Linked DNA regions of Homo sapiens: regions 2 and 3 are each linked to region 1. A link is a contact called in ENCODE Hi-C or POLR2A ChIA-PET data. All regions are on one chromosome and are shown on one strand. The core of a region is the stretch at or near the end of the contact, and the rest is flanking DNA. Distances in the headings are between cores, read along the strand shown. Region 1 overlaps FYB1 (FYN binding protein 1). Region 2 holds the start of HMGCS1 (3-hydroxy-3-methylglutaryl-CoA synthase 1). Region 3 holds the start of FLJ32255 (a long non-coding RNA gene).

What was found. A loop is a pair of places that touch in the nucleus more often than their neighbours do. ChIA-PET counts read pairs that join two places held with the same protein, here RNA polymerase II (POLR2A). Pooled maps may share reads with other maps.
Region 2: a pooled map shows a loop between it and region 1 (7-fold over the local background). The contact joins the promoter of HMGCS1 here to the enhancer-like site in region 1. A Hi-C loop is called at or near these places in 4 of 50 pooled maps.
Region 3: a loop to region 1 is called in a pooled map, with 5 times the contacts of the local background. The contact joins the promoter of FLJ32255 here to the enhancer-like site in region 1. A Hi-C loop is called at or near these places in 1 of 168 maps with a recorded cell type or tissue (naive thymus-derived CD4-positive, alpha-beta T cell) and 7 of 50 pooled maps. POLR2A ChIA-PET finds 5 or more read pairs at or near these places in 4 of 52 experiments (T-cell, activated CD4-positive, alpha-beta T cell, activated CD8-positive, alpha-beta T cell and 1 more).

The regions. Positions count from the first base shown.
Region 1 is chr5:39,175,119-39,180,233 of GRCh38, reverse strand. All of the region lies in intron 2 of FYB1 (FYN binding protein 1), which reads left to right. Among named protein-coding and RNA genes, the nearest start is that of FYB1, 42 kb to the left of the region's middle. RefSeq lists enhancers at 3,184-3,263, 3,294-3,353. Within about 2 kb of position 3,018, at least 4 of the 41 ENCODE cell types and tissues checked have a DNase peak (open chromatin) inside an H3K27ac peak, as active enhancers do.
Region 2 is chr5:43,311,183-43,316,297 of GRCh38, reverse strand. HMGCS1 (3-hydroxy-3-methylglutaryl-CoA synthase 1) reads left to right here and starts at 2,886. Exons shown (of 11, transcript NM_001098272.3): 1 at 2,886-2,942. RefSeq lists enhancers at 165-1,364, 1,459-1,973, 1,974-2,490, 2,497-2,726, 2,977-3,116.
Region 3 is chr5:42,991,065-42,996,179 of GRCh38, reverse strand. It overlaps FLJ32255 (a long non-coding RNA gene), which reads left to right and starts at 2,847. Exons shown (of 2, transcript NR_104643.1): 1 at 2,847-5,115. LOC105374746 (a long non-coding RNA gene) reads right to left here and starts at 3,905. Exons shown (of 3, transcript XR_007058755.1): 1 at 933-3,905. RefSeq lists enhancers at 2,679-2,973, 3,243-3,372, 3,673-3,882, 4,223-4,372.

The sequences.
Region 1 (5,115 bases), core at 1,769-4,268:
ACTAGGAAGAAGGAAATTATAGAAATATTATTCTGGACATGGCAAACATTGGGGAATGGTGCAGTGGTGGATAGCAATTATTAAACACCAACCATGTGCTAGGTATTGTTGTAGACCTCAGGAATCCAATAGAGATGAGACAGTTACGTCTCTGTTCTCCTGAAGTTTACCTTCTAATAGGAGTCATGGTCAGAAAAATGGGCACTTACATTACCACATGTTAAGTGCCAAGGTAAGGAGAATATGGGGTACTGGGTGCTTGAAGGCTTAAGTATTCCTGGAGGGTTAGATAGGGAAGACTTCCTACTGGAACTGATGCCTAAGCTGAGCCCCAAAGACAGAGTAGGCATAAACCAGGCAAGTGAGGGAAGAGGATATAGGTTGAGGAGAGGAGGTAGGGGTGAATAGACTTGCATGTGCAGGCCCCTGGAGAGAAGTAAAAGCTTTAAGTGCAGGGCTGGGCGTGGTCACTCATGCCTGTAATCTCAACACTTTGGGAGGCCAAGGTGGGAGGATCACCTGAGGTCAGGAGTTTGAGACCAGCCTGGTAGACATTGGTACTTGGGAGGCTGAGGCAGGAGAATCGCTTGAACTCAGGAGGCAGAGGTTGCAGTGAGTTGAGATCGCACCACTGCACTCCAGCCTGGGCAACTGAGCAACACTCTGTCTCAAAAAAAAAAAAAAAGAAAAAAGAAGAAAAGCTTGGAAATGGAGCAAAGTGGACTTTCCTGTAACTCAGAGCATCCGTGGGAGAAATGGAGAGGTGTGAAGTAAAAAGTTACTGAAAAGATAAACTGTATGTACTTGTTCCCTGACTCCTGAAAATGGAAAAGATTGTCTCATTATTTTTTTTCTTACTCTACCCATTTTCTTGTTCCCACACTGGAACCCAGACCCATCCTGCTGTTCCACTGCCATGTCTGGAGGAGTGCACAGTGGTCATGTTAGCAAGCTTTGGGACCAGGCTGTCTGGGTTTGAATCCGAGCTCTGTCCCTCCATAGTTGCCAGACTTTGGGCAAGTTAACAATTTGCATGTTTCCTCATCTACAAATGAGAACAATAGCGCTGCCTACCGTATATGGTTTTTGAGAGATTAAATGGATATTTTCATAAGTAGAGCTCTCAAAGCAGTGCCTAGCACACAGGAAGCACTCTAAAAATATTATCTGTTATTATCATGGACTTAAAAGGACTCTTGTTAGCTAGTGTGGGAACAAACAAGCCGACATTTACATGCAAAACTACGTATGGACTCTTCTGTGCCCCAGCCCGCGGAAAGCCAGGGCTAGATAGAAGATTTTCAAACTCAGCCAGTTTTCTATGTGCTTGACAAGATGATACGTTTCCTAACATAAAGGATTTCCTAAGATTATAAGAAAATTATCCGGTACCTATCAGAAAACTATTGCAATGTGTTAAAAGATGTTGGGGGGAAGCTGTCTAGTACACACAATGTTAATTTCCCAGGTGATATTTCTTTAAAGATTTTTTAAATTCACCTCAGTTGTCATCAGAAACATAATGGGAGGACTTATGCATTTTTTTGAATCTTGTTGCAGTTAAAAAAAACCTCAATGTTGCCCATGTTTTTCCACTTTATTTGGATATTTTACCAGTAACTTTATTTTCGTCTCTCTCCACATTACCTCATAGTCTGTCTTTATTCTCCCATATTACAGTGAAGATTCAGAGGCTCAGAGATTAAGTGATTTATACAATGTTATGTAATTCATAGGAAGGACAGCCAAAATTAAACCACGGGCATTTTGACGACTATAGAGTCTGAATTTGTTCTATGATATTTGAGCCTGACAGAGGCATCATCCCACTAAAGTGCTTGTAAAACTGTAGGGCATACAGTACACACTCAATAAACGCTACTGTAATCTCATCATGACTCATCTACTAAGCCTTCTGCAGGATGTTCACACATGAATGTTGCAGAGGAAAAATGATTCAAATACATTCAGAAAATCTTGGGTTAAGCAAAGTTAAATTAGTTCTCTTATTATAAAGTCTTTGAGACAGTAATGAACACTATGAATATCAAAGGAAAAGTATAATTCACAGCAATTTCCAAATCATATTTGACCACAGAACCTTTTTGTTCTTTCTCCCAAAATATCTAAGTAGGACCAATGTTCACAGGAATTAACTTTGGGGGAAATGCTGCATGAGGTCAATGCAGGTAACAGATAATACTTACAATTTTAGTTCACTGGTGGAAAATATTTTGTGTTTGCAGGAAAGCTATTTTACTGTACAAGAGCAGAAGTAGCATAAAAGGGAACTTAAAGTCATTGTTCTAAATCTTAATTTGCTTGAGATGGGGAAGCGGAGTGAGAACAGCTTTGCAAAAATATGTCACCAGTAAAGTAGGAAGTGGGTATTCTTGCAGCTTCTAACAGCTTCAGCAACTTTGTTGTTCAAAGCCAGAGCTGCAAGACACCTTATCTCACAAAGCATACACACGTACACATGCAATCTCCAGGACGTGAAAAAGAAAATGAAGAGAGTTACAGATTTTGTTGGTGCCATTTCATATATAAAATGTTGAGGCTCAAAAGTTTGAAGTAAAACAATGGCAAATTTTGTAAAACTCACTGTGGGAAAAAATAGTTTTGCATTCTAAATGATTCTATGACAATCAGTAGTTTGAGCACAATACGTTGTAGAGAACTTAATCAGCCTGCAGTTATTACATTGAGCAATGTGGTTAGGTTTAATGTCAAGAGATTCAGTCCTGGGCCCAACTCTGTCAGCTTTGGGAGACCTGGGACAAATAACTTCTTTGACCACCTTCTCATTTTGCAAAATGTGAAGGTTGAATTAGACCACCCCTGAGATACCTTCTAGCTCTATAGCTCTGTGAATTTAAAGGAACAGGTAGGTTACGGACTTCTTTGGTTTGTTAGTTACCCCAAGGAAATAGAGTCCTCTCTAGGTAGCAGGCGCACAATAGTAAGAAGGCAGCAACAGAAACAATAAACTTTGGAGGTTAGCCACAGCCCTCAGGAAACAAGATAGGTGTCTAGCCTCCAGCCTGTGGGGCCACTGCATGATGTTACTAAATTCAGGATGGTACTGAAATAAGTGTGAGCTACCAATGCCTGGAAATAATGAAAGCCATCAAAAAGTTATATTCTACTGTTGCCAGGACAAAAGTTCCTGAGATAGTCTACATCTTTCAAAGTCAGAAACAACATACAGGAGAATGAGGATAACTGCCTTCCTCCCACACACCCATGATGCCTAATTGAAATTGTAACCCCCCAGTCTCTGGAAATTAGGCTGGCCTCTTTCCTTTCTGTTTTTGCTCCTGCCTATCAAGATGAAACCTAGTTGTGGTTTTACCAGTGCATTTCTTTTAGCTGCCTACACCATCTCAATTAAAATGGGCTTGAGGAGCCACACCAAATAACTAGCACATGAAATAACTTCACTCAGAAAATCAGGAAGTTGTGTTGCTATTTTTATTTTACTTTTAACAAAAAGCCTCATTTCTGAAAAACTAATGTTTTCGTCTTTGTTTCCTTTCCCACAATTTATGACTGTTTTGAGAGACAAACAGCATTTATCTTTTTAAAGATTGGCACTTTTAAAGAAACACCAGTCAGAATAATCAAGAAATGAAGACCAATCATATGATCATCCAAAGTTGCAGGTTGTTAAATGTTTCATTGTTTTATTTCAAAGTATAGATTATCTTTTGTTAATGATTGTAATAGCAGCAGTGTGCCTTTCTAAACATGTTGTTCTTAAGCAAATATAAAAATGACTTGGGGCCTGGCATGGTGGCTCATGCCTGTAATCTCAGCACTTTGGAAGGCCGAAGCGAGTGAATCACCTGGGGTCAGGAGTTCGAGACCAGCCTGGCCAACTGGTGAAACCCTGTATCTACTAAAAATGCAAAAATGAGCTGGGCCTGGTGGTGCGCACCTGTAATCCCAGCTACTCGGGAGGCTGAGGCAGGAGAATCACTTGAACCCAGGAGGTGGGGGTTGCAGTAAGCCAAGATCGCGCCATTGCACTCCAGTCTGGGCGACAGAGTGAGACTCTGTCTTTAAAAAAAAAAAAAAAAAAAAAAAAAAAAAACAGAAAAAAAATGACTTGGGATTCTCTGAACACAAGACAACAAATATGAAGAGGCCACTGTGGGGCACTAGAATGAGTTCCCGTAGAAGGGAGGCTGTATTTGAGGAGAGCTGATCTGTGCTCTGTACCGGCCCCTGGAGCACATAATCCTTCTGGATCTCAGCTATAAAATGAGTGATTCCATATTCTTGAATGTCACTGATGTCTGGGACACACTATTCCTTATCCATTAGAATTCTCCTATCATAGGAATTTTAGACTCCCTGACCTTGAGCCCCTAAGAAGCCAGTAGCATTCACTAGGTTATTCACTATTGTAATGACCAAAAGCAACCCCTTCCCCCAACACCAGCACTCAATTCCAAACACTTCCTTGAAAGCTGGTACTGCCTACCCCCATTTGGAGGCACCAGCCAATGAGTTCTGAGATTCCTTTCTGCCCAGCATTCTTTAAGGAGTGGCCAGGAAGAATACTGGGTAGTTAGGAGCCTGCAGTTTAAAATCTCTCAGAAACATTCCACACAGCATGTACCCGCATGAAAAGGGCATATAAATTGTTGAGCCTATTATTAAATTACACAGCAGCGTTTCTACCTGCTTTCACAGCAAGTTTTGTCACTTCTCTTTTATAAGTCCCAGAAGAAGGCAGAGGTTTTCCCCAATGAGTCAAAAGAAGCCCCCAGCTAGTTACAACCATTGGACACCGGCATACTCCAGCCCATGTGAGTCACTTTCTTGATAGAATGGTGTCAACTCAATCCAACAATGTTCACCGCTTATATCAGAGTCATCAATCAACCGGAGTCTTCTCCAAACCCTGTCTCCCTGTCTGATAGATGTCTAACCCAGTTGCTGTTGTCAAACTCCCTACGCCTACCAACTGGGCTCCTTCTTTGACATATTCTTGGTTTCTCCTTAAAGAAGGTTGAATAGCCAATGTAGTGTCTGCCTGGCTGGATCTCCATTCTGTTCTCTTTTCCTACCTCATGCCCCTTTTCCCTTTCCCCAGCTTAGAGACTT
Region 2 (5,115 bases), core at 1,637-4,136, 4.1 Mb before region 1:
ATAAAAATGCAGATTGGTTAAACGACATCTATTACAACCAACAGTGATGTATTAACTACACTAGAGATGCTGTTAAAGGAATAGCTGAGCAATTAGGGGCTATTAGCCAGATGGCTTGGGAAAATAGGATAGCCTTAGACATGATATTAGCAGAAAGAAGATGAGTTTGCGTTATGATTAAAACTCAATGTTGCACCTTCATCCCAAACAACGCCACCCCTAATGGAAGTATAACAAAGGCATTGTGAGGTCTGACTGCTCTATCCAATGAGTTAGCCAGCAACTCACGGGTAAATGATCCCTTTACAGGATGGCTAGAAAAGTGGTTCGGTAAATGGAAAGGAATAATAGCCCCAATTCTTACCTCCCTCATAGTCATAATAGGTGTACTTATTCTTGTCAGGTGCTGTGTCATACCATGCATCTGTGGGTTGGTGCAGAGGCTCATAGAAACGGTACTTACTAAAACCTCCCTTAACTATCCTCCACCTCATCCAGAAAAGCTTCTTCTTTTGGAAAATCAAGCAGAACAACTAAATCAAGACATGTTAAATAAGTTTGAAGAGAAAGCTGTAAGAAAAATGCAAGAGGAGGAAGTTGTTAAATATGAATTCTAAATTTCTCTTCAAAGAATTAATATGTCAGTATGTTCCATTCTTTGCCTTCTACTTTTAAACGTAGCTTCCTAGTAAAGCAACCTTTTCTGATTACCTACTCCAACCTGACTCATTCTCCACCTTGACTCATTCTGATTACGTACTCCACCTTGACTCATTCCAATTCATTCTTCACCCTGACTCATTTCATAACCATTTTTCCCGCCATCACTGTCTTTAAATTAGTCCATCGGAATTAGTTTAGCCTGTGCAGTCTAACCCTAGCCAATAAGGGAACGACACAGCAGTGGGGACCACGTGCGTCAGGAATAAGAACCCCTTTCCCTCCCTCGTCCAAGTGTGCACTCACCATTGCTCCATCTGTAAGGGTGCACCCTTCTATAGAAGTACCTTGCCTTGCTGAGAATTAAAAAGAAAATTTTATATTCGACTGCTATTTCTTTTGCAGCATGGAAACTTTATTTATAACAAGATCTTCTGTATCTAATTACTAACCCTTTTTGTTCTCCATTGCTTGGCTTCCCAGTAATCAATAATCATGCTCACTTTGCTTAATTGAAGATTAACGTGATCAAAAAGACGGTCTGTTCCTTGTAGAAATTTCCGGTTGTGTAAGATGGTCATTCTCATGACCGTCTGGCTAATCATTTCCCATTATGTACTCCTGGAGTTGGAATTATTTGCGATTCCTAACGACAAAACTGTATCTTCTTTCTTGTGTTTGTCCTTACTGCCTTTCAGCATATTCCAATATGCCAAGAATTTTAATCTCCTACCCCACCCCAAATTGCTGTTGATCATAATCAGGCAATGTCTCTCTCTCTGTTTACTATCTAGTTACTTTACATACATATGAAGTGAGTCATGGGCAATACTGTGGAATGGAAATCATTACTGAGTGGTCCTCTTCCCCCAAGTCATTTATGCCACCACTTCACAGTGGTTCCATTTCCAATATATTTTGCCACTTTGCTGCTGAGAATGTGTCTTACTAGGTTAGCATCTATAGTGGTTAAAAGAATCTCCCATAACAATAATTGTGTGAATCACAGAATTACCAATGACCCCTTATCAATAGCATTCCTGTTAATTAAATTGAGATGGGGAGAGATACAAACAACTCCGAACCTCACTCATGGTCCCCCACCAAAGCTAAGTATTATGGCTTCTCTCTCTGACCAGATAGAGGCAGAGTTTATTGCAAAGCCACAAGTGTCCTCCTTTGGATTCCCCCAAATAGTGTTTCAGTGAATTCCTCTAGCTTGAATTGCTCCTCTCTATTTGCTGGGGGAGTTAGGCAGTCCGTATCCGATGGATTTACTATGCCGACAATTACGTGGCCTTTCCACAGCCTTTTACTTGGCAGGTACCACATATGAAGCTTAGAAGATACAGTGGGCAACAGGCCAAATGGAGTCCCTTTCCTCAGAGTGCATGGCCTGGCAAAAATCCTTGAATTCAGTATCAACTTCCCTTCACAGGCAAGGCTCTGCACCCTCCCCACGGATGCCTAATCCTGAAACCATTTTGTTTTAGGTTTAGTTAGAAAGCTTTGTCTCAAGAGCACTTTTGTTTGTTCTGTTTTCTTTAAGTCAAGGTAGTTTTGAATAAAGGAGACAATATTTGAGTATTTACAAATCGGGTATTTAGACTATTTACACATATACAAGTTCTGGGTGAAGTATTCTGCTCCAATTTGCAATCTACGCACACTTTGCTAGAAAACGTTAAGACTGAATTCAAATCAAGTACAGTATTTCAGAAATCTTTCAGGTGAAGCCTAGTTCTGGTTGCTAGGCAACCTGACAGACTCCCAAGCTGGGACCACCTCGCCTCCCACATTTGACCATCTCTCCAGCGGTGGGACGCGGAGTACCCATTGGCCCGCATCTCCTCTCACTTAGTCCCAATTGGTCGGAGAACCTCTCACTCCGCTCCCGTTGGCTCTCGCCGTATCTCGCAGCTCCGTCATTGGCAACTGGGCTCTCGTGCCACCTCACGTCAGTCTCTCACACCACTTCCTCGGCCCTGAGACTTTGTCCCCGCCTCTTCTCCCCGCCCTTCCAGCCACGAGGGAAAATCCTAGCGAGTCATCGCCTCTAGTTTCCTTTTGATTGGTAGAAGCCGGACTGGGGGGCGGGCGCTGCCGGGCAACTCTACCGGCCGCGATTGGCTGTGGGAGCCACCGTCCCGCCTCCCAGCGACTCTCGGCGGTGCCGGAGTCGGGTGGGTTGGCGGCTATAAAGCTGGTGGCGAAGGGGAGGCGCCGCGGACTGTCCTTTCGTGGCTCACTCCCTTTCCTCTGCTGCCGCTCGGTCACGCTTGGTGAGTGTCCCGCGCTGGGGAGTAGAACTGGGCTGCGGAGGTGCCGCGGGCGGGGTGTGGGCCAGACAGAGGCGGTGTCCTTGACTAGGCCCGAAGGAGCTGGGGCTCTGGGTCAGGACGTAGGCGTGGACTTTGCCCGGGAGGATGGGGCACCGTGAGCGGGGCCGGGCGGGGGTTCCCTCGTGAGGGACCTGAGGCCGACCGTAGCGGATCTGAGAAGATCCGAGAACACAGGCGAGTCGCGGAGGGGAGAACGCGAGAGGGCGTTGAGGTCTAGGTATTCTAACGACAGAGGAGTTGGAGGTGCCAGAGAGGCAGCTGTGACCGCCTAGAGGTGAGTGGGGGGTGTCAGGAGGGGGAGAGAAGACAGTTGGGCTACCAAGGCGTTTCCAGAGCGTTGGTTAAGGGTGGACGCCAAAGGATGGGCAAGATCCTCTTTAGACGGAGGCTGGTAGGTTCGCAGGGGGTGTGTCCTGCTGCCACATATAGAGTTGATGGAAAGAAGGGAAGTGGGTAGCATTACTTTTCTTCCTCAGCTCAGGTGCAAGAAAGCGTTCACAACCGTGATTTAGACCTGGCTAAGTACTGGGGCTCAGTCTGTACTTGCTTCAAATCTCATAGATCACTGCCTCCCGCCTTCCTGCCTCCATATTTTTTTTTGTCTACGTTTTAAAAAATAGGCTTCCTTGGTGTTCTGAAATCCCACATCTCTCTCCTACTAATACCTTCGGGACCAGCTTTAGGTGATACAGTGTAATGGGCAGGCACTCACAGAGTCCTCCCACAAATAGGTTTTGGATTAAGCTAAGGATATTTCAAAGCAAGTATATGGAGTCTTTGAAAACCCACGTCTGGCCTTGACCAGTGGTAGAGAAACGATTATTCTGATCCACTCTGGAGGAGGGATTTGGGGAACAAATAATGTGAGGTTGTGCCTGTTTGTCATGCTTGTCCCTATGGCCTTAGCCTTAAGGCATCAGTAGCTGCTTTCACTGCTCACCTCTGCTGCAGCTCCCCACCTTCCCGAGGATGCTCTTGCCACCTGCTGCAGTAGGATGATGTGTTCTGGTTGCTGCTAACTAACATTTGCTCTGTTTTAGGCATGAATATGAAAAACAATGACAAGATAAACAACAAAATTAAGACAAATGGAAGTGCTCCTAGAGTTAACAGATTTTTCCTTCTGAGATGTGTTTTGGACTTTATTGCACAGATACTATTAGATGAGAGGCAGTTGAAAGTCGTTAACATTATCCGTGTCAGTAGTTCTTTGCACTTGAGACACCTAAGCAGCTTGTGTTCTTTAAACTTTATTTTAAAATTGCAGTTATTTTTGTGTGAAGAAGGGGGCAGGGATAGCATACCTTATGGGAAGAGAGAAAGGCTTTCTTTGTGTCTACCTTTGTAGATATTTCTCACCTAAGTTTGTAAGTTTGCCCTTTATTCGGTTCTACTTTAGTTCAGCTCAATTCTAGTATAATCATCAGTAACCCCAGCACTCAGAAGGTCTGACTTACGCTGTGGGGAGGGAGTGTAAAAGGATATTTTATGTTTGGAGCCATAGGCCACATCATTTGGGCCTTGTTTTAATTTTGTTTTTCATCTTAAATATCCCTCCAGATTGCTTTTACATCTTGTTTCTTTTAACTGTGGATTGATTTTGAGATTTTGACTTAGATTTTAGATAGCTTTTCTCAGAAGAAATAAACGCAAAAACCCGATATTGTTGTAACATCAGTTTCCTGTGTCCTCTAGAATCATTTAAAACCTGGTTGGATCTTCCATAATCCAGTGGAATTGGATATGAGATGTAGCTGGAGAAGTTTGTTTTGCTACATATCAGAATCTCCAATTAGTTTCATTTAGAAAGGAATATAGCCTTATAATTTTATGCTGGGTTACTGTGGAACCAAATATCATAGAAGGATGTGTGATATTTTTATGTTTTTCAAGAAGGTAGTATAGATTTAAAAGGTGGGATACATATTACCTGTCCTAATGATAGGACTAGATTTTTTTTTTTTTTTTTTTTTGGGGAGACAGAATCTCGCTCTGTCGCCCAAGCTGGAGTGCAGCAGCGTGATCTCGGCTCACTGCAACTTATGCCTCCCAGTGATTCTCCTGCCTCAGCCTCCCAAGTAGCTGGGACTACCGGCATGTGCCACCACACCCA
Region 3 (5,115 bases), core at 1,598-4,097, 3.8 Mb before region 1:
ACAGAAAGTTATGTAGATATAATAACCTTTTTTAATCTCAGTTTTTCTAAGCAAATAAAAACCTAGTAATAATTACACAGGAATTATTTTGATAAAATGTACAGTATGTTTTTACCTTTTTCCTAAATAACCTTTGAATTAGATAAAACTATTTTCCTTTTAATAATAACACTTTTTCTTTGGAAAAATGTTTGCCTACAGTACTTTTGTAAAGTTGAGAATGACCCAGACATTTAATGACTACCTATTATTTCATAAAATATAACTCTAAGATTTTTTTTTTTTGACGGAGTCTCAGTCTGCCTAGGCTGGAGGACGGTGGCACGATCTGAGCTCACTGCAACCTCTGCCTCCGAGTTCAAGAGATTCTCCTGCCTCAGCCTCCTGAGTAGCTGGGATTGCAGGCATGCATCATCACCGGCTAATTTTTGTATTTTTAGTAGAGATGGGGTTTCACCACTTGGGCCAGGCTGGTCTCCAACTCCTGACCTCAAGTGATCTGCCCATGCTGGCCTCCCAAAGTGGTGGCTCACACAGTAATATCACAGTCTTCTGAATTCAAAATAGGCCGAGGCTGGAGCTCAGGCACCACCTCTGCGGAATCTCAAGCAGGCTTCACATAGCCAAGAAAATGTTGCTCCATCGCTTAATTAAGCCTCAGAGCAGGAGGACATAAGCGTTTGCGCTGATTGACGAGATGAAGCAGAACCTTTAGCACTACCATCAGCCTGGGTATTTATGCTCTCCGGAGCTCGTGGGCAGAGGGCACCCAGATATTATGAAACTCAATAGTAACGAATGCACGAAAATTAGTAGACAAATGAAAACCGGTAAAATTCTAGAGAGCACATAGAAACAAAACAAATCGTAATTCCGACAGAAAAACAGCGAGAAAAGAAGTCGAAATGAAACGGATACTAAGCAAACCTTACAGAGAACGAGCGCTACAAAACGCAGGGATTAAAGAGTTCTTCAGGGGCCAAAAACCATCTGTGTCCGGGAAATGAGCATTGCTGCCACCGGAAAACTGTCCGCTAGGTCTCTGCACTGCTCTGGACCTCGCTAGCAAGAATCTGGCGGCGCTGAGACTCAGCAAGCGCCGGCACCTAGCGGATAGCGCTGGTATTGCCAAACAAATATCCGTTTAGGCGCCATAACGGTGCTGCTAGAAAGAAACTGCGGATTCTTAGGAGGGGTGCTTCCATCCCGAAACATACTGTCTGGAGGAATGGACCGACTCTGTTTAAATGTGTTGTGACGTTTTAATGTGTTTTAATCCGTTTAATGTGTTTAATCCGTTTAATGTGTTTTAACACGTTTTAATGTGTTGTGACAGGAAAAGAGCCGGCTAACGGTATTACGGAAGTACTAGTTGGCACAGAGGCTCGGTGCAATTACCGTTCTGCACCGTAAAACGGGTTTAGGAAGTTCCTAGGAGATACTAGCGGTGCCAGAACCGAGAAAGTGACGACACAGACAACTTATGGACTCCGCGTACGGGAAACGTTCCGTTGGGCGCTAAGAACGGTGCAGCAACTGAAAAACCGCTCAGTGGGCGCTACTGGCAAAAGCGTTGCTGCAAAACCGCCAGCTCCGCATTAGAAGCAGAGCCGCCAGACAGAACCCGGGACCTGAAACCACCGAAGCGGAGACCGAGCTTGGCTCCCCAGCTCCTGAGAGAATGCAAGTCAAGGAGTACGAAGCTGTGATACTCAAAATTAGTAGAAGAAAAATGAATAACATTTAAATAAGATAAAATTTTAAAATAATAAATTCTAAAATTCAAATAAAAAGGCAAAGCAAACACACTGGAAACTACCGGTAGCATTGTTCTCAGAGCAAAAGACACAAAAAGAGCATTTAAAAATAAGCAAAAATTAGAGAGAACCAACCCTACAAAGCAGAAATTACAAGTATTGCCAAAAGAAGCAATTCTGTGATTAGGATATCCCTGTTAGATCTAAACCGGTACATGTTACACCTAAGTCTACATTTCTTAGGACAAAAACAAAAACAAACAACAACAACAACAAGAAACCAACAAAACCCAGTCATGGTTAAACCTGTTTACGACTAAAAAATCGTAGTAGCTGATATATCCCGACTTGGTCCACAAGAGGAAAAAGTCGCGTTCGGCGGAAATTGCTATCGTCAAACCGAGCTTCGTAAACCAGAAATCGCTTTTGCCGGCATTTCCTGACTTCCATGGGAGTTTAAAAAACACCAACATAGCTAAGGCGGGACTTGATGTTGCGCAGCTAGCCTTGGTGTAAGAGCTCCCAGGCACTGCTAAACTGGTCATCGCTAAACCTAAATGAATCGCATTCGCTGGTACACAGATTTCTACAGGAGTTGAACATCTCCTGCGCAGCTAAAGCAAGCCGTACTAGTAGGAAGCCGGAACTTGCCACGACTTAGAAACTTGAGGCTTTGGGAGGCCAAGGCGGGTGGATCATCTGAGGTCGGGAGTTTGAGACCAGTCTGGCTAATGTGGCAAAACCCCGTCTCTACTAAAAATACAAAAATTAGCCGGGTGTGGTGGCGGGCGCCTATAATCCCAGCTATTTGGGAGGCTGAGGCAGGAGAATCACTTGAACCCGGGAGGTGGAGGTTGCAGTGAGCCGAGATCGCCGAGATGGCGCCACTGCATTCTAGCCTGGACGAAAGAAACTCTGTCTCAAAAAAAAAAAAAAAAAAAAAAAAAAAAAGAAAAAGAAAAAAGAAACTTGAGGCAGGGCTAACTCTGCGTTTGTTATGATTAGGCTACAGGAAACCCGGAGTTGCTGGGAAATGAGTCACAGGGTCACTCAGCCTTTCTGTGGCGAAACATCGACTTCCTACGACCTAGAAATCGCCGCCAGGGCTAGGCTGGTGTTTGTCCTAAGTGGGTACTTGCTTGGGTTGAGAAATCACATTTTGGCTATTCCCCGACTTGAACCAGGGGATAGAAATCGTAGTCACCGGCTGGGCGCAGCGGCTCATGCTGTAATCCTGGCAGTTTGGGAGGCCGAGGCGGGCAGATTATTGAGGTTAGGAGTTCGAGACCAGCCTGGTCAATATGATGAAACACCGCCTCTAGTAAAAATACAAAAATTATCCGGGCGTGGTGGCGAGCGCCTGTAATCCCAGCTACTCAGGAGGCTGAGGCAGTAGAATCCCTTGAACCTGGGGTGCGGAGGTTGCAGTGAGCCAAGATCGCGCCACTGCACTCCAGGCTGGGCGACACGGCGAGACTCTGTCTCAAAACAAAACAAAAGGAAAAGAAGAGAAAAGAAAAAGAAACGCAGGCACCCTGAAATCGAAACTTGTTAGGACCAACAAGCCAACGACAGACGAATCTGCGGGGTCCTGCGACAGACACGCCAGCCCCGCCGCCACAGCACAGGGTTCTGGAGGTCGAGCTGTTCTGCGGGTTCTGCGGCGGCGCTGGGAAGAGACGGCGCCCGGGCAGCTCCCCTGTCACCGGCTTGGAGGAGCGGCGGGCTCCCCTAGCCCAGCGCCGCCGCCGCCGCCCGGGAACGCCAGGCTCACCCCAGCTGGGGAAGCTCCGAATCCCTCAGATCGGCGACCTGAGTGCTGTCGCCCCGAGAAAATGGAGGCATCGAGCAACGAGCTGTGCTGAGACCGAGAGACCTCAGTTCTGCGAAATGTCGGTGCCTGGAGCTTGCGAATGACTGCGGCCGGCGGGTTGTCAAGGACAACATTCCTTATGGCGCAACCAACAGCGCTGTCACCAAGAAACTGGACTCTGAGAAAAAAGAGGGTTTCGGCCACCGAGAAACTCCGTGCCACATGTGCCGTGACAGCAAAACCGCCCGCTCCGCGCCGCTGGTGAAAGAGCTAACGAACGCCAGGTGCTGCGACAGTGACACCGGGACTAGAAGGCCTCGGATGGAGAATGGGACGCCCAGAGCAAGCAGGAAAACGTTTTGTTTGGCTCAACTAGCGCTGTCGCAACCGGAAAACTGTCAGGCCAGTGCTGCTGCGGATGTGAGAAACCGGTGATCCGAAGGCGGAGTGGCGCTGGGCGCTGGACTCGCTGGTGTGAAAATCTGGCTGCTCTAGGACCCGGCAAGCGCGGGCACCAGGCGAACGCCAGCGACTTTGCCAGACAAATGCATGTCTTTTTTGGTCGCCATTCAAAGATGCAGCCGGCAGTCAGCCCCGGCTCTGAGAAACAAGTGGAGGTGTCAGCCATAAACCCTCCGTTCAGGGAAAAGAGAGTCGCTGCGACGGATCGACTGGCCGTTGGGTGGAACTTTCTTTGGTGGCCTAGTGACTAGAAAATAAAAACGAAAACGAAATAAAAAACTGCTACTGACATTACTCCCACGCTCCCTCCTCAAGTCAGTGGCTTCAGGCTTAAGAAAACCTGTATTTTTCTTGGCTGATCCGTGATCCCTAATTACTGAGGGCCCCGCGACCCACCAAGTGCGATTCGCAGAGGGAAAGGAGCTGGAATAAGGATCCAGAATGGGACGGATTTGGCTCCTCCAGGAAGAAAGCAAAACAAATGCAGGTCGCGAACACTTTACATTGCAGGAAGCTGCTCTTCCAGTGGCCGCGGCTGGGTCCTTCCACACCACCTCTCTGTCCTAGGCCTTCGTCCCGGTTCAGCCCTCACGGATTCTAGGCTAGCGGTCAACAACCGCATCCCTCCGGAACCTGGAAACTCTAGGTCCGAGATCTCGGTGAAGAATGAAAGGCACAGCGCCGCTCAACCCAGGCTTCAGGCCTGCCCCGCTGGTCCCGTCCCTTCCCTGTGGGATGGAACTCTGTGGGAATCGCTCCTTATTCTGATGGTTCACTCATTCAGATGTCCTTGATATTTGGGGATATTTCTAAAACAGCTGGGGAGAAAAATGGACTGCGAGGCTCCGGTGTTGGACGTGAAATTGGCAGTGAGACATCCGCCTCTAAGCCCAGGGAAAAGCTTAAATTGTGGTTCTCTGTCTCTAGCACCGTGATCTTTGAAATGCGTTATTGATTTTCTTCTTTCTTCTGGGAAATGCAATGCAGGTGAACTTGTAAGTGTTGAATCCTCCCTCTCCTCACTGTTCAATCAGACTGAGGCCTACTTCCTTTCTGATAAGAAATATGGAACTGCCATTGCTC